Linked DNA regions of Homo sapiens: region 2 is linked to region 1. The links are chromatin loops, found by intact Hi-C in ENCODE. Cell type or tissue: breast epithelium. All regions are shown on one strand. Each heading gives the region's core, and the rest is flanking DNA. Links, peaks and the distances in the headings are about the cores only.

Evidence for each region. Peaks named below come from ENCODE experiments on the same cell type or tissue, not always from the same donor. Only the 100,000 strongest peaks of a DNase experiment are listed, where the experiment ranks them.
Region 2: it touches region 1 in a loop (3-fold over the local background); 3 of 110 quality-filtered maps call a loop at or near these places.

What each region holds. Positions count from the first base shown.
Region 1 is chr20:56,804,736-56,815,681 of GRCh38, reverse strand. No RefSeq gene overlaps it. Among named protein-coding and RNA genes, the nearest start is that of TFAP2C, 180 kb to the right of the region's middle. RefSeq lists enhancers at 6,397-7,025, 7,657-8,286, 8,287-8,917, 10,170-10,946 and a silencer at 10,755-10,946. In breast epithelium, for the core only: no CTCF peak of the experiment used is centred there; DNase peaks (open chromatin) are centred at 5,341, 5,811, 6,721 and 7,361; H3K4me3 peaks cover 3,437 bases; H3K27ac peaks cover 5,637 bases.
Region 2 is chr20:56,640,608-56,651,553 of GRCh38, reverse strand. No RefSeq gene overlaps it. Among named protein-coding and RNA genes, the nearest start is that of TFAP2C, 17 kb to the right of the region's middle. In breast epithelium, for the core only: no CTCF peak of the experiment used is centred there; no DNase peak of the experiment used is centred there; H3K27ac peaks cover 2,016 bases.

The sequences.
Region 1 (10,946 bases), core at 1,783-9,782:
AGTTCTTTATTCCAAAAAGTGCGTGTTCTCGAGAAAGACAAAACAAAGCCCAGCATTTCTGTTAGTTCCAGTAAGCGCTTCGAAAAGTCCCAGCTCTCCTTCTGACAACTGTGCTTCCTTTGCGGCCACCGCCACCAGATCTAATTTTTTTTGTTTTGTTTCGTTTTTCTTAAAAATGAGTCTCCAGGCTGGGCGCGGTGGCTCACGCCTGTAATCCCAGCACTTTGGGAGGCCAAGGAGGGCAGATCACCTGAGGTCGGGAGTTTGAGACCAGCTTGGCCAACATGGTGAAACCACGTCTGGGCGTGGTGGCAGGCACCTGTAATGCCAGCTACTCCGGGGGCCGAGGCAGGGGAATCGCTTGAACCTGGGAGGCAGAGGTTGCAGCGAGACGATATTGCACCACTGCACTCTAGCCTGGGCACAGAGCAAGACTCTGTCTCAAAGAAAAAAACAAAAACAAAAAGAGTTTCCTTTGGTGAAAACTTTTTTTAAAAAATTATGAATCCCCTCCCCCTCCTCCTCCTCTCTTCCAATGTTACTCTAGTTTGCTCCTGCTCCTTTCCGAGCAGGAATAACTGCACTCCAGAAAGGACAGGAAGAGGGGCAGGCAAATACTGACGGGGTGTCAAGCTGCCTATAAGAATGAAAGTGGGCGCTCTCTTGGCTTCAAAGGCCTCTGCCCTGGAAAGAACCCAAATGTCCATCAACAGATCAGTGGATCAACAAAATACAGAATATCCCTACTAAGGAATATCATTTGGTCTCAAAAGGAATAAAATTTGAACACTTGGTGCAACATAGATGAACCTTGAAGACATGAAGCTAAAGTGAAAGGAGCAGACACAAAAGGACAAACACTGGGCGAGTCCACTTTCCGGAGGTTCCTAGAGCAGGTAAATTGATAGGGACAGAAGATAGAAAGGAAGTCGTCAGCCGCGCAGGGGAAGAGGGGGCGGGGTGTTAGTGTTTAATGGGGACAGACTTATAGTTTGGGTTGACAAACACCTGGAGTTATAGTTTGGATGACCACACCTGGAGACGGGCGGTGGTGACGGTTGTGCAACAACGCAAATGTACTTAATGCCTCTGAGCTGTGTACTTAAACATGGTTAAAATGGTAAGTTTTATGTCATTTGTATTTTACCACGATTTTTTAAAAAAGTAATTTGTTCTTGACATGTTTTCCACTCAAGAGTCCGGGTTCCAAAGGAATATAAATCATTCTATCACACAGACAATGCACACGTATGTTCATCACAGCACTATTCACAATAGCAAAGACATAGAATCAACCCAAATGTCCATCAATGATAGACTAGATAAAGAAAATGTGGTACATGGGCTAGGCGCGGTGGCTCATGCCTGTAATCCCAGCACTTTGGGAGGCCAAAACGGGCAGATCATGAGGTCAGGAATTCAAGACCAGCCTGACCAACATGGTGAAACCCCGTCTCTACTAAAAATACAAAAAGTAGCCAGGCATGGTGGCACACGCCTGTAATCCCAGCTACTCAGGAGGCTGAGGCAGAAGAATCGCTTGAACTCGGGAGGTGGAGGTTGCAGTGAACCGAGATGGTGCCAATGCACTCCAGCCTGGGCAACAGAGTGAGACTCTGTCTCAAAAAAGAAAAGAAAAGAAAAGAAAGAAAATGTGGTACATATACACCATGGACCACTATGCAGCCACAAAAGAAACAAGATTATGTCCTTTGCAGGGACATGGATGAAGCTGGAAGCCATTATCCTCAGCAAACGAACACAGGAACAGAAAACCAAACACTGCATGTTCTCAGTTATAAGTGAGAGCCTAGCAATCAGAACACAGGGAGGGCAACAACACACACTGGGGCTTGTTGCAGGGGGAATGAGGGAGGGAGAGCATCAGGATATATAGCTAATGCATGCGGGGCTTAATACTTAGGTGACGGGTTGATGGGTGCAGCAAACCACCACGGCACATGTTTACCTATGTAACCAACCTGCACGTCCTGCACGTGTATCCCAGAACTTAAAATTAAATTAGATTAAATTAAATTAAATTAAATTAAATTAAAAAAAAGAAAAAAGAGTCAGGGTTTGCCTTCCTTGAAATTGCTTCTCTTAGAGAAGTCCCGAGCAGCGGAAGTGTTAGCTCGGATGTAGTTTGGATCTGTGTCCCTGCCCAAATCTCATGTTAATTTGTAATTCTCAGTACTGGAGGTGGGGCCTGGTGGGAGGTGATTAGCTCGTGGCGGTGGATTTCTCATGACTATTGTTGTCACAACTGAAGGTGGGGGGAATTCTGTTGTCCTGTAATGGGTAGAGGCCAGAGATGCCAATAAACATTGTGCAGTGCCCTGGACAGCCCCCTAACAACAAAGAATGATGCAGTCCCCAATGTCAGTGGTGCCAAAGTTGAGAAACCTTGTTCTGGAGAGGGAGCCTCGTAATCACCATGGCATGACATGTCCATAATGAGAAAAGCCCAGGGGGCTTGGGAGCACATAGGAGGGACCGTTAGCATGTAATGTTTGTGCTGAAATCAGAAGGATGCACCATGCTGTGGGCAAAGAGGGAAGGCAAAGAGTGCATCAGGCAGATGGCATGGTGTGTGTGAAATCGGGAGACGAGAGAGGGAAGTGCCATTCTCTTAGTGCTGTCCTCACAATAGTGAGTGACTTCTTGCAAGATTTGGCTATTTAAAAATGTGGCACCTCCCCACTCTCTCTCTCTTGCTCCTGCTCCTGCTATGTGACATGCCTGCTCCCCCTTCACCTTCTGCCATGATTGGAAGCTTCCTGAGGCCTCCCCAGAAGCCAAGCAGGTGCCAGCATCATGCTTCCTGTAAAGCCTGCAGAACTGTAAGCCAATTAAACCTCTTTTCTGTATAAATTACCCAGTCTCAAGTATTTCTTTATAGCAATGCAAGAACGTCCTAACATAGCTGCCAAGCGTACTTATTGTAAACTCTGTTGTGTCTGTCTGGTAGTCATCCCTGCTTCTTTTAATAGCAACTCAATTTTTCTGGAAACCTCCCTCTCACTCCCAAACACACACACATGCATTTACTACATTTACCATCTTAGCCCACGTGGTTGGGGTAGAGCTGGCCCAGCCTCCATACCAAGGACCCTGGTCTGGTTGATCAGCATAATCCATCCCCTTAGTTACTTAATATGTGCAGGAATGGGTACAGGACACATATTGGTGCAATCATAGCACTCCCAAGACCCAGGAACAAAGGTATCAGCCCTTTGAACCTGCTGAGAAGGTGGGACATAGGGCTACATCTGCGTGCAACCTTGGAGGGGAAGCTTGACTGAAAGTAATGGCAATGGGAGAAAAAGAGACAAAAGACGCATAGAGATCCACTCCTGATATTTGAGTCCCTGGATCCAGCCATGCCTGAAGCCAGATACTCTTTGACCTTTCAGGGATATGAGTCAAATATTTTTCTATATTGCTGAAGCCTGAATTGAATTTCTGTACTGACAGCTTAGTAGAGTCCTGAGTAAAATCCTTTCAGCAACCCCTTGGGGTGACCTTTTTTTTTTTGAGACGGAGTTTTGCTCTTTCACTCAGGCTGGACTGAAGCAGTGTGATCTCAGCTCACTGCAACCTCTGCCTCCCCGGGTTCAAGCAATTCTCCTTCCTCAATAGCTGGATTATTGGCACCCGCCACCACACCCGGCTAATTTTTGTATTTTTAGTAGAGACAGGGATTCGTCATTTTGGCCAGGCTGGTCTCAAACTCCTGACCTCAGGTGATCCAGCCACCTTGGCCTCCCAAAGTGCTAGGATTACAGGCATGAGCCACCATGCCCGGCTGAGCATTTTGATAATCAATACCTATTTTACAAATCTTCCGAGGTTGAGTATAATTAAGTAATTTGCCCAAGTTCATCTAGACAGAAAGTAATGGAATCATAATTCTATCTCCAGAGTTTGCATGTTTAATCCCTGTCTTGTGTGGCCTCATAAGAGGATGTGAGGAAGACTGTTCTAGCATCAGAGGGTGGTCAAAGTATGTCTTGTAGCCTTGAAGCCCTTACTATTTCCCCCCAGATCTCTGTCCTGTTCTTTTGTCCTTACTTTTCTTGTTTTTACTGCATGATCTTTTCTGTTTCTTCCCTCACTGGTCTTTACCTTTGACTTTCTCCCTTTCTTTCTTAACCTCTTTTCTCCACTATCAGACCTCCTGGCCAGAATCCCCTTTCAATTCCCTCCCACTGTTGACCTTCGAGGATACTAAACAGGAATTTTTTCTTTGTGTACCAGAGCTTCTTAAGCCCTTCCTGCCCCAAATTCAGAGGTGAGCCGGAGCAGGGGAAAGGTGGGATGTGAGGGGAAAGGCAATATATCACTTAGAAAGTAATAAGTCAAACTCAAAATGCTTTAAACATAGGGGGGTTATTATTTCACTGAAGTGGGGTGGGCCCAAGGTTGGATAATCCATGGCTTATTCACTTAAGGACCAAGATTCTTCCTCTTTTTGTATTCCACCATCTTTGGGTTACTCCCCTCATAGTCTAAACGTGGCTGCCATTGCCCAGTTATTATCTTCTCATACAGCCTCATCTGGAGGGAGTAAAGGACTGCATCTTCTTGATAACTTTTTTCTTCCTTCCTTTTTTTTTTTTTTAATGAGACAGGGTTTCACTGTGTCACCCAAGTTGGAGTTCAGTGGAGTAATCTTGGCTAACTGCAGCCTCGACCTCCCAGACTCACGTGATCCTCCTGTCTCAATCTCCTGAGTAGCTGGGACTACAGGCATGCACCATCACAGATGGCTAATTTTTGTATTTTTTATAGAGACAGAGTTTTGCCATGTTGTCCAGGCTGCTCTTGTACTTCTGGGCTCAAGTGATCTGTCCACCCCCCTCAGCCTCCCAAAGTACTAGGATTACAGGCATGAGCCACTGTGCCTGGCTAATACTTTTCTTTCAAGAGCAGGAAATCTTCCCCAGAAGTCCCCTCAGTAGACACCCCCTCACTTCTCATTGGCTGGAGTTGAATCCCAAGCCCACCCTCAAACCAATCCCTGGCAAGGGGAATGGGCTTATCAGACAAGCAACCCAGTTACTATAGCTGTGTAACAAATTATCCTCAAACTTAGAAGCATAAACATTTTTTATGCTAATGGATTCTGAGTCAAGAATTCGGGTGGCAGAAGCAGCCTGTCTCTGCTTTAAGGTGTCTGGAGCCTCAGTCAGAAGTCTTAAAGGCTGGGGCTAGAATCATCCGAAGGCTCACTCACTCCATATCTGGTGGTAGAGACCGGCTGTTGGCTGGAGGCCTGTTTTTCTTCATGGGCCTCTCCATGTGTTCTACCCATGTGGGCAGGCTTGGGCTTCCTCCCAACATGGTGGCTGGGTTCCAGGGATGAAGGGGGTGGGGGAGAGACAGAGACAAGCAAAAGCTACATCGCCTTTTCTGACCTGACCTCAGGAGTCATTCAGGCTCACTTCCACTGCATTCTAGTCGCCGAAGCAGCCACAGAATCCACCCAGGCTCAAATGACAGGGAAATCAATCACCTCTGCCACTTAACAGAGTGTGGCAAGGCCCCGGAAGAGCATGTGAGGCCAGAGAGATCATTATAGCCATTTGGAGAAAATAGCTTCTGCCACACCTGGGTTGGAGCCTACCTTTCCTGAAACTCACCCTCCCTCGGGGCTGTGGGGGAGAGAAGCGGGGTGCTGTTGGTTAGGTGGGAGAAGGGCGAGCAATTGGTGAGTAGGGAACTGCATCTGCTACAAAAGGGACAGGACCTGTGTGCTGGCTCCAGCCACATGAGCCTCCGTGCATTCCTCCCACATACCACGTTCTTCTGCCTCGGGGCCTTGGCACATGCCGTTCACTCTTCCTGGAACATGCTTCCATTCTTGGCCCATCTGATTCTTCCCCATCTTTCCAAGTGCAGCTTCAAGGGCGTTTCCTCCGACAGTCTTGCTGATCTCCAGCCTGAATCAGGTTCCCTTTCTAGAATCGCCCAGAGCAGACCCTGCTGTTCGCTCCTGGCCTTCTCACGGCGATTAAGAACTCATCACAGGCATGCAGGGTCCTGGTTATAGGTGTGGCCTCTGAACCAGGCACCTCGTATTCAAATCCAGGCCCTGCTCCTCACTGGCTGAGCAACCTCGGGCAAGTCTCTTGACCTCTGTCAGCCTTGGTTCCCTGATTGAGGATCCTAACAATCAACCTACAGGATCAGGTTCTTATGAAGATTAAATGCGATACTAGAGGCAAAGCTCTCAGGTGAGTGCCTGGCACATGGCAGGTGCCTGGTCTGCCCCTATTCTCGAATCTGTTCCGTGTCTCTCTCCCCTGGCAAACTGCAGGAGTGTCTGCTATGCTCACCCCCAGCCCATTCTTCTTAATCCCCAGCATGGCCATGTGGCCCATGTGGTGTCGGCAGTAAATCAATATTTGTTGAATGAATTAATAAATGAATAAATGAGTAAGTCTTCTTCCAACAGAAATGACCTCAGACTTGATTTCAACTAGAAGCCCAGATGAACACACCTGCTCAGATCGTGCATTTGCCCCAGCGTGTGGACTCCTTATTAAGGGCCTTAAGATTCCATGGGAATCCGCAGAGCACAGATGTGTGTATGTGGGGTGCGGGGGGTGAGGTGTGGGTTGGGGGATGCTGGGCGGGAGCAGCGGTTGCCCAGCCTTTGCCAGGGAAGGGCCGGTTGTGTGGGTGGAGCCCATCTGCAAGGCAATCACACTTCAAAAGCAGAGGCTGAAGGCAAGTGGAGACTCGCTCCTGCTTGCTCCTGAGCCTCCAGGGCTTCCCAGCTTCCACCTCTGATCTCGGAAGTCTTACCTGTTCAAGTGGGGGAGGGCAAGGGGCAGCTGGAGCTCCCAAGGTTCTCCGCACCCCACCCTCACTTCAGACCAACACACAATAAGTTATTGTACCAGGACACTTACCAGCAATAAAATGAGTAAAGAAAGTTTTTTTTTCAGCAAACAAGTTATTTCATAGAGGGAGCTCTGGGAAGGGGCAGAGAAGCCTCTGAAGGGAACAAACAAGTGGGGTCAGGTTGGACTCCGCCAGGCTCCCACCTCCTCTCCTCGCTGTGCACAAACCACCCTGTGCCCAGGGATGAAAGCTCCCCAGGAAACCCGGAAACAGCACCCGGGAGGCAGGCTGGCCCTGGGACAGGCCCCCAGCCATGGGTGGGGATGGCTTGGCTGGGTCCTTCCTTGATTTAACTATTTTAATCCAGCAGCTCCTAGAGGCACACACGAGGATAGACATTACCTCTGCAGGAAGGGCTGGAAAAAACTTAGAGGGTTCACTCCCACAGCCCGTGGAAAGCTCAGCAGGCCGGTCAGGTGTGAACTAGGGAAGAGGAAGCACTCCCCTGCCAGGAAAGCCAGAGAGCCCAGCCTCACCTCGGCCCCAGCCGCCTCCCTCCCACCTGAGACACTCACTCCATCTTAGAACCATCTTTCCTGCTCACGCCTCTCCCCAGTCACTGCTTTGAGCAATAAGATGTTAATCCCTTTCCAAGAGGTACAGGAAATTAAAAGCAGAAGCACTGAAGACCTTGTGAGGAACAAATTAATCCCACCACACCCACCCCTTTAACCTGTTCTCCACCTCCCCAGGAGCGCTCCCCCAAATTCCCGCTGTCTTTGTGAGCCATGGTGTGTGCGTGGGGAGCTCCGCTGCCACGGTCTTATTTTGCAGATGAGTAAGTCGGGGCTCAGTGAGGTTTGGAAGTGATTTGGTTAAAGGTGCAGGGACGTTTTGTCACCAGAAATTCACATCCCGTGGAGAAGGTAAGAGGGAGGAGATGACAGTCGGGCAAGTATTATTCCAGAGACATTCTATGAGTTTGCGAGGTCACTTGGCAAATGAGTAGGAGGAAGGGACAGGGATGGAGGAGAAACAGGGCTCCTGAGTTCAAGTTGAGACAAAGGGGTTTCAGAATTTCTGCCTCGGAGGGGCTCAAGGCTAAGCCCAGATGTAAGGGGAGCCTAGGCATGTCTGAAGCCTCCACTCACAGAGGAAGCATGGTTTTTACTTAGAGAGTATGTTAGTTCATTCATTTGTATGTTCATCTCCCCTTGGCACCGCCCCTGAGGTGAGCAATTCAGGAAACTGAGGCCCATTTGCATGCAGCCAGGGTGAGAGGTGCCTATGTCTGTCTGCCCTGGCAGAAAGAAGAACCCCGGGGGATGCAGGAGGTCACGGGTGACAGTGTGTGCCCGGTGGCTGTCCTTATGGCTTTTTTCTTCACTGTTAATCCTCTAATGAGCAAGGTGAAAAGAAACCCGCGCCTGCTCAGCCACCCTGCAGGGAGTTGGCTCACGGGCCTGGGCCTTGGGCTCCACAAAATACTCAGGGAAAAAGAGGCTGAAACTCCTCCTCCTCGTGGAGTTGGGGTTTATAATTACGTTCTCCAGGGCTGAGCCAGCAAGTCGTGTCAAAAACGCAGTGGCTGGCCGTGTCCCTGCCTTGATCAGCTGTCCTGGTGGGCCTGGGGCTCCCTGAATAAACTGCTTTATGCCGCCTGTGCCCTGCAAGTGGGCGGCTGTCCGGCGGGGCGTGACTGCCTCTCCTCACTGTCTCCTAATATCCAGTCTTACCCCCAATCCCCCTGCCTCTGCAGCCCCTCCCCCTCTTGGTCTACACAGCAGGATTTGCTTCTCCATCTGTCAGGGTTATTGGAAGCTTCTTCAGCACGAAAGTACTCAGTGCCTTCTGTGGGCCAACACGCTGCTGGGCTCCGGGGAGACACCATGGGGAACAGACAGACCTGCTCTCACGGACCTTACAGTCTAGTGGGGAAGGAAAAGGCTAGAGGAATAAATATCAAGTTGTAAGTTGTGACGAGCTCAGCCAAGGAGGTAAAGAGGATGCTATGAGAGGCCAGTCACAGTGGCTCACCCCTGCAATCCCAGCACTATGGGAGGCCGAAACAGGAGAATCACTTGAGCCCAGGAGTTTGAGACCAGTCTGGGCAACATGGCAACATCCCATTGCTACAAAAAATGTGAAAATTAGCAGAGTGTGATGGTGTGCACCTGCAGTCCCAGTGACTCGGGAGGCCGAGGTGGGAGGATCACTTGAGCCTGGGGAGGTTGAGGCTGCAGCGAAGTATGGTGGTGCCCCTCCACTCCAGCCTGGGCTACAGAGCAACGCCAGTCTCAAAAAAAAAAAAAAAAAAAGGAGGGTACTATGAGGCCACAGGGACCAAGCTACACTCGCCAGGTGGCCCGGGCAGGCCTCTCTGAGGAAGGAGGGCCAGATAAGGGGCCATGCTGGGGGGAGAAGGAGGTAGCCAGGGACAAGGTCCAACCTGAGGCAGGAGGCAGGGTGCTGAGCTGAGCCCCCGCTGTCCCCAGGGCTCTCTGTGAACTCACTCACTCACTCTCCCGAGGAACGGGTGAGCCAGCATCATCCGTGCCCTGCAAGTAAGACGGCTGCAGAGAGGCCCAGCATTTTGCCTAAGGCTGCTGAGCTTATAAGTGGCAGAGGCAGGATTTGAACACAGGCCACTCACCTGGCCCCAGAGCCAGTGTGTATAATAGGCCACCTCACCCTGGGGGAGGCTGCCGGCATGTGGCGCCACTGCTGCAAAGGCCCTGTGCCTCTGAGGCGCTGGCTACCTGCTTGCCTCTCCCAGAGCAAGCCAGGCAAGGCTTCACCATGGATCAGAAGGCACCCATCTCCCTGCCCAGGGGTGTCGAGCCCCTTGGCACCACAGAAAGGAAGGAAGTGAGGGGATTGAGTCACTATACCTGGGGAAACTGAGGCTGAGAAGAGACTCCAGGTCCTTGGAGATTGGAGGGATGTGGGTCCTGATCCATCGGTCTGTGCCCAGCTGCCTCACCACCGCCTCTCTCCTGATTTGGGCTCCCCAGGCCCCAGCATGGAGCCTGCAGCCTGGTGCCCAGTAGAGGCTTTTTGATTAATTCACTGACCATCAATTTACAAGGTTTTCCTCAGCTTGGACCATGAAATCTGCATATCCACACCTGGTCCCTACCAGGGTTTTCAGTGTGTGTCGAGGTCAGAGTGTGTGTGAGTGTGTCTGTGTGTGTGAGGGGGAGGAAGTGTGTGTCTGTGAGTGTGTCTGTGGGGGGGAGTGAGTGTGTCTGTGTGTGGGGGAGGGAGTATCTGTGAGTGTCTGTGTGTGTGTAGGGATCGGAGTGTGTGAGTGTGTCTGTGTGTGAGTGTGTCGGGGTTGGAGTGTGTGTCTGTGAATGTGTCTGTGTGTGAGTGTGTGCGGGAGGCAGTGTGTCTGTGAGTGTGTCTGTGTGTGAGTGTGGGGGGAGGGAGTGTGTGTGTGAGTGTGTGGGGGGAGGGAGTGTGTGCCTGTGAGTGTGTGAGGGGAGTGTGTGTGCATGTGCATAGGAATGAGAGTGTGTCTGTGTCTGTGTGTGTGTGTGACTGTGTCTGTGTGTGAGTGCATGAGCATGTGTGTGAGAGTGTGTGTGCACGAGTCCCACCAACCTTGGGGAACACTGGCCCAGAAGAAGCAAGTGTATGTGTGTGAGAAAGCATGTGTGTGCGTGTGTGTGTGAGTTCGCATTTTCTGGGTGTGTGTGTGTGTAGAGGGAGAGTGTTGTGTGAGACTGTGTTTGTGTATAAAAGTGTATGAGAGTGTGTGCTTGCATGTGAGAGTGTGTCTGGGTGTGCATCAATAACCATAAGGGTGTGTGTATGTGTGTAAGCGTCTGTGTGTGAGTATGTGGATGTGTGCTGAGTGCATTGGCAGTGCGAGAATGCGGGGAAATGTTTGTGTGAGGATTGTGCCTGCTTGTGTTGCACGGACCTGTTTTCCAGCAGCTACCAGACAGGTCGGGAGTGTGAATGGGCCGATTGTTAACCTCAGAGGCAGGGAAGGAAAGCAGCCTTTTGTCCTGCGGGGAGCTGAGAGCTAGGAATGCGAGATGCTAAAGGCAGCAGCTTGACGGTGGGGGCTCCCCTGTTCACGCAGA
Region 2 (10,946 bases), core at 1,612-9,611, 160 kb after region 1:
TGCACGCCTGTAGCCCCAGGTGCTCAGGAGGCTGAGGCAGGAAGATTACTTGAACCCAAGAGGTCAAGGCTGCAGTGAGCTGTGATCACATCATGAAATGCCAGCCTGCGTGCTACAGTAAGACTCTGTCTCAAAACAAAACAAGACAAAAACACTAAATTGTGTATTTATTCTTTTTTTTTTTTTTTTTTTTTACCATTGTCTTTTTCTTTTCTTTCTTTTTTTGAGACAGAGTCTTGCTGTTGTCACCCAGGAGTATAGTGGCACGATCTCAGCTCACTGCGCAACCTCCACCTCCCAGTTCAAGTGATTCTCCTGTCTCAGCTTCTTAAGTAGCTAAGATTATACAGGTGTGCACCACCATGCCCAACTAATTTGTTGGGTTTTTTGTTTTGTTTTGTTTTTGTTTTTGAGACAGAGTCCTGCTCTGTCACCCAGGCTGGAGTACAGTGGCACAATGTCGGCTCACTTCAACCTCCGCCTCCCGGGTTCAAGCGACTCTTCTACCTCAGCCTCCTGAGTAGCTGGGATTACAGGAGCGTGTCACCACACTCAGCTAGTTTTTGTATTTTTAGTAGAGACGGGGTTTCACCATGTTGGTCAGGCTGGTCTCAAATTCCTGACCTCATGATCCGCCCACCTCGGCCTCCCAAAGTGCTGGGATCACAGGCATGAGCCACCATGCCAGACCAGCCCAGCCCAGCCCAGCCCAGGCTGGTCTCGAACCCTTGACCTCAGGTGATCCACCCACCTCGGCCTCTCAAAGTGCTGCGATTACAGGCATCACCACACCAGGCCTCTTTTTTCTTTATTTTTAATTTTTATTTTTAGAGATAGTCTTGCTCTGTTGCCCAGGCTGGAGTACAGTGTGGTGATCATAACTCACTGCAGCCTCCAACTCTTGGGCTCAAGCGATCCTCCCACCTCAGCCTCCTGAGTAGCTGGGGCTGTAGTAGTCATGCCCCATCACATCCGGCTAATTTTTTTTCTTTTTTTTTTTTAAGACCGTACCCATATCCGTTAGGTTTTTAAAGCTTTTCCTTTCTCTGTCACTCAGGCTGGAGTCCAGTGGCACAATCTCGGCTCACTGCAACCTTTGCCTCCCAGGTTCAAGCAATCCTCCTGCCTCAGCCCCCTGAGTAGCTGGGATTACAGGTGCTCACCACCATGCCCAGCTAATTTTTGTATTTTTGGTAGAGACGGGGTTTTGCCATGTTGCTTGGGCTGGTCTTGAACTCCTGGCTCAAGTGATCCACCCACCTCAGCCTCCAAAAGTGCTGTGATTACAGGTGTGAGCAACTGCACCCAGCCCGGCTAATTTTTGAAAATATTTTTCTTAGAGATGGGTCTTGTGTAGGAAGAGTGGATGGATGAGCAAGGAATTGACAATGGGCCAACTGGATGGAAGAATGCCCACGGAGGGTACAGCAGTTAGTAAGCACCCGGTAAACAAAAGTACTATATGTCATGTTTACAATGGACATCACATAAATAACATCTATCAGTGTATGTATATACAGTATGTCACATGACACTATATGACATATACAGTACATATCACTACATATACAATATATGTCACTATAGATCATGTTTACAACATACCTCATGATTTAAAGTGGCACAATGCCTAGCAGATAGTAAACCTTCAGTAAATAAAACCTATTATTACTAGGTTTTTGGGGGCTTTTTTGAGACAGAGTCTCGCTCTTGCGCTCAGGCTGGAGGGCAGTGGCGCGATTTTGGCTCACTGCAACCTCCACCTCCCAGGTTCAAGCGATTCTCCTGCCTCAGCCTCCCAAGTAGCTGGGACTACAGGTACCTGCCACCACACCCGGCTAACTTTTTGTATTTTAGTAGAGACAGGGTTTCTCCTCGTTGCCCGGGCTGGTCTCAAACTCCTGAGCTCAGGCAATGTGCCCGCCTCCACCCACCAACGTGCTAGAATTACAGGCGGGAGCCACCGCGCCTGGCCATCACTGACTTTTTTAAACCTCCTAAAATGACTTTTAAAAATACATTAAGTAAAAAAGCACAGTGTAGGCCAGGCGGGCGGTGGCTCATGCCTTTAATCCCAGCACTTTGGGAGGCCGTGAGCTCAGGAGTTCAAGAGCAGCCTGGGCAACATGGAGAAACCCCATCTCTACAAAACATAAAATAGTTAGCTGGGCGTGGTGGCATCTGCCTGTAGTCCCAGCTTCTCGGGAGGCTGAGGTCGGAGGATCATTTGAGCCTGGGAGGCGGAGGTTGCAGTGAGCAGAGATTGTACCACCGCATGCCAGCCTGGGCGACAGAGTGAGAGACCCTGTCCCCTCCAAAAAAAAAAAGCATAGTGTAAAATATATACCATATGCTACCATTTGTGGAAAAAAAAAAAAGAAAAATACATATGTTGTTACATTTTCATAAAATGTCTCTGAGAGGAGACACAAGGAACCAGAAACAGTTGCCTCGGGAGAATGCAGCTGGGACGCTGGGGCAGTGGAAGACTTTTCAGTGGCTCCTTGTGAATTTGGAGCCCTAAGAACATAATACCTACAATTTTTAATTTTTATTTATTTTAGAGACAGGGTCAATCTCTGTCACACAAGCTGGAATGCAGCGGCACGATCATAACTCACTACAGCCTCAACTCCCGGGCTCAAGCCATCCTCCCACCTCAGCCTCCAAAGTAGCTGGGACTACAGGCAGGCGCCACCATGCCAAGCTAATTTTTTAATTTTTTAATTTTTTATAGAGATGGGGTCTTGTTATGTTGCCCAGGCTGGTCTTGAACTCCTAGGCTCAAGTGAGGAGGCCTGAACTCCACCTCAGCCTCCCAAAGTGCTGGGATTACAGGTGTGAGCCACCATGTCCAGCCAGTAATACCTACAATTTTTTTTTTTCAAAAAATAAAACTCTTGACACACAGTAAATTCTCTGTTGATGGAAGCTATTATGGTATGATGATGATAATGATTATCATTATTGTCATATCAAATCCTCATCTTCCCTAAGGAAGCAGGTTCCTTGGGGACCATGAGCCACAAGTAGTGTGAGTCCTGATGTGCAGCAGGACCTACTCTAGCAGCTGATCCCCGCGTCACAGTGGCCACAGGCATCCCATCGCATCAAACACTGAGGGAAAGACATGTCCCTGGGAGAGAACTACCAAAGACAGCACAGGAAGATGGCAAGAAATAGCTCTCATTCCTTCCCTCTGGCAGCCAGAGGTACCAGGACATGGAATACCCACTTCTTTCTTTCAGCATCACTTTCTACAAAAAGCTTTAAAAACCTAATGGAGTCCGGTGTGGTGCCTCATGCCTGTAATCTCAACTCTTTGGGAGGTCAAGGCGGGAGGATGACTTGAGCCCAGGAGGTGAAGACCAGCCTGGGCAACGTAGTGAAACTCATCTATAAAAAATAAGCAAAATTAGCCCAGATGTAACGGTGCATGCCTGCAGTCCCAGCTACTCAGGAGGATGAGGCAGGAGGATCACTTGTGCCCAGGAGGTCGAGGCTGCAGTGAGCCAAGATTGCACCGTGGCACTCCAGTCTCAGTGACAGAGCAAGACCCTGTCTCAAGAAACCTAAACCAACATCGGTTCCATGTCACTGACCTAGGCAGGGTTTAACATAAGGGATCTTGTAATGTGGTCTCATAACAGCCTCAAAGGTGTTAGGTCCAGGTGTCACACAGCCTCAATTCCTTCTTGCCTTCCTGGGTGCCAGCATGCCTTGGACAGGGGAGGTGAAACTGTAGCTGTTCCAACAGGAGGGCTGAGGTAACCCCTGAGGTTTAGATGTATAATCTTCATAGGTCAATAGGAATTTGGCTAAAAAGCACACACACAGTAGGTTCAGGCAGACCTTTGCATCAGTCAAGGCTCAGCTCAGATGTCACCTCTTCCACGAAGCTGCAATGACTGCACCTGTCTGAAATGAGCTGCCCTGGTCACTACCTGTTTTATTTTCTTCCAAGCACTATTGCTATCTAAAATGCTCTTTGGGGACCAGGCACAGTGGCTCACGCCTGTAATCCCAGCACTTTGGGAGGCCAAGGCGGGTGGATCACCTGAGGTAAAGAGTTCGAGACCCATCCTGGCCAATATGGTGAAACCCCGTCTCTACCAAAAATACAAAATATTAGCCAGGCATGGTAGCAGGCGCCTTTAATCCCAGCTACTCGGGAGGCTGAGGCAGGAGAATCACTTGAACCCGGGAGGCAGAGGTTGCAGTGAGCTAAGATCACGCCATTGCACTCCAGCCTGGGCAACAGAGCGAGACCCCGTCTCAATAAATAAAATAAAATGCTCTTTATCGTCTGGCTCCACCACTAGACCAAGCTCCCTGCCAGCAGGGCCAGACTCTACCCAGTTCACACCTATGCCCCCATGCTTAGAACACAGCCCAGCCTCCAGGAGGTATTCAATAAACATTTGTTGAATAAATGGAAACACAACCAGCAAGACTTCACCCCTCCTTGCCCCTCCAAAGTGAAGAAGTACAGAGAAAGTTGTGCTCAGTGCTCGAGAGAAATGGACGGAGCTGGAATTACACACACACAACCCAGTCTATTCAGCAGCCAGTGGCTGAGTGCTCCCTTCAAAACACAAGATTCGGAAGTTTCTGTGGCCCAAACCCCACTGGCTTCCCCATGTCCCCGGGGGTAAGATCCAGAGTCTGCGTCCTCCCTACATCTGCTGTTCACCCCACCCTCCCCACTCCAGCCACAGGGTCCTTTCTGCTCTCCCATGAAAATCCCAGCACACCCCCACCTCAGGGCCTTTGCACATGCTCCTCCCTCTCTGGGATTCCCTCCTTAAGTATCTGCACTGCATGCCCTCTCATCTTCCGGCTTTGGCTCAAGTTTGTGTGTGTGTTCTCACCTGGAACATTTATTTTTATTTTCTCTAACCATTTGTTAAGAACAGATTCTAGAAACCAAGGCACAGAGGGACTCACTGAGAGACCTGGAGATCCTAAGTTTGGAAAAGATGGGAGGTTTGAAGGAAGCAGGATAGCAGCCTAAAAATACATGAAGGGGCAGGGTGCAGGAGTTAAGGCCTGTAATCCCAGCACCTGGGGAGGCCGAGGTGAAATTCTTTCTGGTGGGCCGGCCCCAATCCACACATGGCCCTGAGCCCTGAAGAGGCTCTGGAAAAGGAACTGCCCATAGACCCCACCCCATAGCCCAGGCTCAGCCGTATGATTCAATGTGGGTGCTTACTGGGCATTGAGCTAGTGCGTGGAGAGACCCTAAAGCACAAGACAGACATAGCTCTGGCCCTCATGACCTCAGGGTCTACTGAAGAAGCCAGACTGTTTGTTTTGTTTTGTTGCTTTTTTCTGTTTGTTTGTTTTGAGATGGAGTCTCGCTCTGTCGCCCAGGCTGGAGTGCGGTGGCGCGATCTCGGCTCACTGCAAGTTCCGCCTCCCGGGTTCAGGCCATTCTCCTGCCTCAGCCTCCTGAGTAGCTGGGACTACAGGCGCCCGCCACAACACCCGGCTAATTTTTGTAATTTTTTTTTTTTTTAGTAGAGACGGGGTTTCACTGTGTTAGCCAGAACGGTCTCGATCTCCTGACCTCGTGATCCGCCCGCCTCGGCCTTCCAAAGTGCTGGGATTACAGGCGTCAGCCACCGCGCCCGGCCCAGACTGTTTGTTTTTGGGATAGGGTCTCGCTCTGTTACCCAGGCTGGAGTGCAGTGGCACCATCACAGCTTACTGCAGCCTCAACCTCCTGGGCTCAAGGGATCCTTTCACCTCAGCCTCCTAAGTGGCTAGGGCTACAGGCAAGCACCACCAACCCTAATTTTTTTCATTTTTATCTTTTTGTAGAGACAGTCTCCCTATCTTTCCAGGCTGGCCTTGAACCACAGTGTCCCAACTGCTTGGTGCCCTCTGGGTGCAGTAGGAGCCCAAGAGCAGGAGGACATCCCCTGGAGAGGATGCTGGGGACACAGAGCAAGTTACACCCCTCTCCAGAATGGATGTGACTCAATAACATTTTTGAACTAGAAGATGGAAGGCAGTGGTCCCTAAACTCAGCTCATGGTCAAGATCACCAAGTCTGTTTTTAATAAAATACAGATTCCTGGATCCTAAACCCAGAGTTCCTGATTCAGTAAGTCAAAGGCCACACAAGGGCATCAATATTAATCCTTCCACACACTTCTGGTGACCTGATAGGTTTAGTCACTGTTTGGAGGGGATACCTTGAAGAACCCAGTTAAAAGAAACAAGCAGACCGGGCGCGGTGGCTCATGCCTGTAATCCCAGCACTTCGGGAGGCAGAGGCAGGTGGATCACTTGAGCCCAGGAGTTCAAAACCAGCTTGAGCAATAGGGAGAAATGCTGTCTGTACACAAAATTTTAAAATTAGCCAGGCATGGTGGTGCACACTTGTGGTCCCAGCTACTTGGGAGGCTGAAGTGGGAGGATCCCTTGAGCCTGGGAGGTCGAGGCTACATTGAGCTAGGATTATACTTCTGTACTCCAGCCGGGGTGACACAGCAAGACCCTGTCTCATTAAAAAAGCAGATATGGATTTATTGTCTCACAGCTCTAGAGACTAGAAATCCAAAATCCAAATCTCAGCAGGGCCGTGCTCCTTCTGAAATCTGGAGGGGAGAATCCTTCCTTGCTTCTTCCAGCTTCTGGTGGTAGCTGGCAATCCTTAATGTTCCGTGGTTTTTAGCCACATCCCCCTACTCTCCACTTCCCCTGTCACATAGCATTATCCCATCTGTGTCGTCTTTTTTTTTTTTTTTTTTTTTGAGATGGAGTCTCGCTCTGTTGCCCAGGCTGGAGTGCAGTGGTGCAATCTCGGTTCACTGCAAGCTCCGCCTCCCGGGGTCACGCCATTCTCCTGCCTCAGCCTCCCAAGTAGCTGGGACTACAGGCACCCGCCACCACTCCCGGCTAATTTTTTTGTATTTTTAGTAGAGACAGGGATTCACTGAGTTAGCCAAGATGATCTTGATCTCCTGACCTCATGATCCGCCTGCCTCAGCCTCCCAAAGTGCTGGGATTACAGGCGTGAGCCACCGCACCCGGCTTATTTATTATTATTATTTTTTGAGTTGGAATTTCACTCTTGTTGCCCAGGCTGGAGTGCAATGGCACAATCTTCGCACAACCTCCGCCTCCCGGGTTCAAGTGATTCTCCTGCCTCAGCCTCCCAAGTAGCTGGGATTACAGGCGTGCACCACCACGCCCGGCTAATTTTGTATTTTTAGTAGAGACAGGGTTTCTCCATGCTGGTCAGGCTGTCTGAAAGAACTCCTGACCTCAGGTGATCCACCCACCTCAGCCTCCCAAAGTGCTGGCATTAAAGGCGTGAGCCACCACGCCCAGCATCTTCTGATAGAGTCTCACTCTGTCACCCAGGCTGGAGTGCAATGGCACGATCTCAGCTCACTGCAACCTCCACCTCCTGGGTTCAAGTGATTCTCCCACCTCAGCCTCCCAAGTAGCTAAGATTAGGCACTCACCATCACGCCCAGCTAATTTTTGTATTTTGAGTAGAGACGTGGTTTCACCATGTTAGCCGGGTTGGTCTTGAACTCCTGACCTCAGGTGATACGCCCACCTCGGCCTCCTAAATTGCTGGAATTACAGGCATAAGCCACCGCACCCAGGCTTATTCTCTTCTTATATGAACATGTCTTACTGGATTAAGGCCTACTCTACTCCAGTAGGACCTTGGCTCAAATTACCTGCACCAACCCTATTTCCAATTAAGGTCACATTCTGAGGTACTGGGAATTTAGGACTTGAACAAATCTTTTGGGGGCAGCATTCAACCCACAACAACTGTGAAGTCCCAAATGCTTTCCAGCCTCAGCAAAGGCCAGATGCCAAGGTGTCCTCTTCAACTCACCCACGTTCACATTCTCGTAGGGAGTGTCACTCCTGAAGGCCGAGATCTTCCTGGAAAACGTTGAGAAGCCACAGTAACACCACATGTGTCTTGAAACACACACACACACACACACACACACACGGACTTGACCTCGTAAACATTCCTTGGACAGGACCCTGGAATTATGCCTTTCAATTCTATTTGGTTTCCGTGCTTTTCTTCTACCCATTTCCCCCATCTAGATGTTATCCAAAAGAAGTCAGGAAATTACAGCGTTTATGCCTGTGCCAAAAATAATTGAGCGTTCCATGCAACTATGGGCTCTAACGTAAGAGTTACTTTTTGTAAAGCCTAAGGTCAAGTTTGTTTCTGCAGAAGATCATGTTACTAGCAGACAGAGACCTTCAAGGTATGATCTGCCTTGTATCAATATGGACCTTGTGCATGACAGCAGTCTGTATTGGCAAACCTGGGAGGGGTGAGGTTTTGATGGCTCCAAGCATCATCAAGACTCCCAGGGTGGTGACCTGTAGATTTCAGAAAAGCAAATGAGGACTACTAATATGGAAGAGAAACCCATGGTATACTGAGATCTGAAAAAGTTAAGTCAACAATTACCATTATCAGCTGGATGCAGTGGCTCACGTCTGTAATCCCAACACTTTGGGAGGCCAAGAAAGGCAGATCACCTGAGGTCAGGAGTTCAAGACCAGCCTGACGAACATGGTGAAACCCTGTCTCTACTAAAAATACAAAAATTAGCTGGGCATGGTGATGCACGCCTGTAATCCCAGCTACTTGGGAGACTGAGGCAGGAGAATCGCTTGAACCCAGGAGGCAGAGGCTGCAGTGAGCCGAGATTGTGCCATTGCACTCTAGCCTGGGCAATAAGGGTGAAACTCCATCTCAGGAAAAAAAAAAAAAAAAATTACCACTATCATCCAAGAGCAAGATCTACTCCTGGGAAGAGCGTATCCAAGCATTGCAACATCAAAATGCCAAAAGCAAACCCTTTGTCTCTAAACAAGGGGAAAACTCGTACTGCCCACTGAGCTTAGCTGGCCAGGGAGGACTTTGCTAAGGATCCCGACTTCACTCCATCACCTGTCAAACACAAGCAAAAGAATCTCAGGGCTGTTCTTCCCCTTTGTGGCAACAGCAGCTGCTTCCAGGTTCTTCACCTACTTGCTAAGGAAGGCAAATTAAACCGCCACCCCATGATACCCCCTACCAACTTGCAAAAGGAAAAGACTGGAAAACGTTCAGAAGTCCTCGGAAGTAACAGCAACCTCCTTAATAATGCACAGCAGCCAACGTTTCCCCAGGGAATCTCGATGGGCTCCAGAAACCCAACCACTGCCAAGTCATCAGAGAAGTTTCTCTTTGTTTCTCACCCACCCATGACCCTACCTTGTTTTGTTTATTAACATTCAAATATAAGAACCTTTGGTCTCAGAGCTTACTGATACTAGACCCCCAAAAAGAAAAGAATGATGGCCACTGCATGGAATCATTTCAATGAGAAACAGACCAGTCATCCCTTTTCTAACCCACAACTTAAATTGTGCACACATGGAAGGTAAGACAACCAAGAACTGCTATTGAAAACACTCTCTCTGCCCTTTCAGGAAATCTATAGGTGCCCCTATCTGCAGGGCCCGGGGCACCTTCCAAGTGCCAGGTACCCAGATGGCCAAAGTACCCAGTCAACAGATGGGCAATCCCGCCGACAGTCTCTCTCACATAAGTGGAATTCTAGGCAGTATATACCCTTCAGACAACTGATGGGGTTTCTTTCAGTGCAACCAGGGAAAAAAAGGAAGCGTATCTTTATTTCTTCTGTCAGAGGGCCAAGACATCAGTGATATCATGTGCCTCCACAGCCAGTGTGCCACAACAGCACAGGGCAAGGGGAAAAGGGAGGGTGATTCCCACTAACATGGGGCTTGAAACAAAACCCACTCTGGGCCACGAGAAGCGAGGGTCCACCAACCTAATGCCAAAGGGCACTGCACCCTTATTTCACAAGTAAGCAAGAGTTTCCAGAAAAATCTGCAAGGGAGGGCTGGGCGCGGTGGCTCACGCCCGGAATCCCAGTACTTTGGGAGGCCGAGGCAGGTGGATCACGAGGTCAGGAGGTCGAGACCATCCTGGCTAACATGGTGAAACCCCGCCTCTACTAAAAAATACAAAAAAATCAGCTGGGCGTGGTGGCGGGCGACTGTAGTCCCAGCTAGTCGGGAGGCTGAGGCAGGAGAATGGTGTGAACCGAGGAGGCGGAGCTTGTAGTGAGCTGAGATCATGCCATTGCACTCCAGCCTGGGCAACAGAGCGAGACTCCATCTCAAAAAAAAAAAAAAAAAAAAATCTGCAAGGGAGCTAATGTTTCAGTAGGATCCTCTTGAGGGGACCTGGTTTTTGGCTACAGCATCAGCTCAGGTGTTGGGAAGAAAAACTCATTATCGTGCATCAGACTCAAGAGCTCAGTGGCAGTCCCCAGACTTCCAGTGGGGATGTGGAGAAAGAACCCGGCAAGTAAGAAGCACTGCTTGGGCGGGCGTGGTGGCTCACGCCTGTAATCCCAGCACTTTGGGAGGCTGAGGCAGGTGGATCATGAGGTCAGGAGATCAAGACCATCCTGGCTAACAGGGTGAAACCCTGTCTCCACTAAAAATACAAAAAAAATTAGCCGGGTGTGGTGGCGGGTGCCTGCAGTCCCAGCTACTCAAGAGGCTGAGGCAGGAGAATGGCATGAACCCGGGAGGCGGAGCTTGCAGTGAGCCGAGATCGAGCCACTGTACTCCAGCCTGGGCAACAGAGTGAGACTCCATCTCAAAAAAAAAATAAAAAAGAAGCACTGCTTGTGATTCCCTTCAATCCTTGGTTGACTTTGGGGCGTTTCCAGAACACTGACTGCGTTGCAATTCAGCACAGCTCCTAAAAGCCAGACTCTGGTCCAAAAGCAAGTTAAGATGCTGATAACAGAATAGCCCTTTTTCTTTCAGCCCTTTGCCCCCATAACTTCCTCTTAACACTCAACATTTCAAGCCTTGATTGAGAGATAACTGCCAACCTAAGATCTCTTTTCACCACTCCA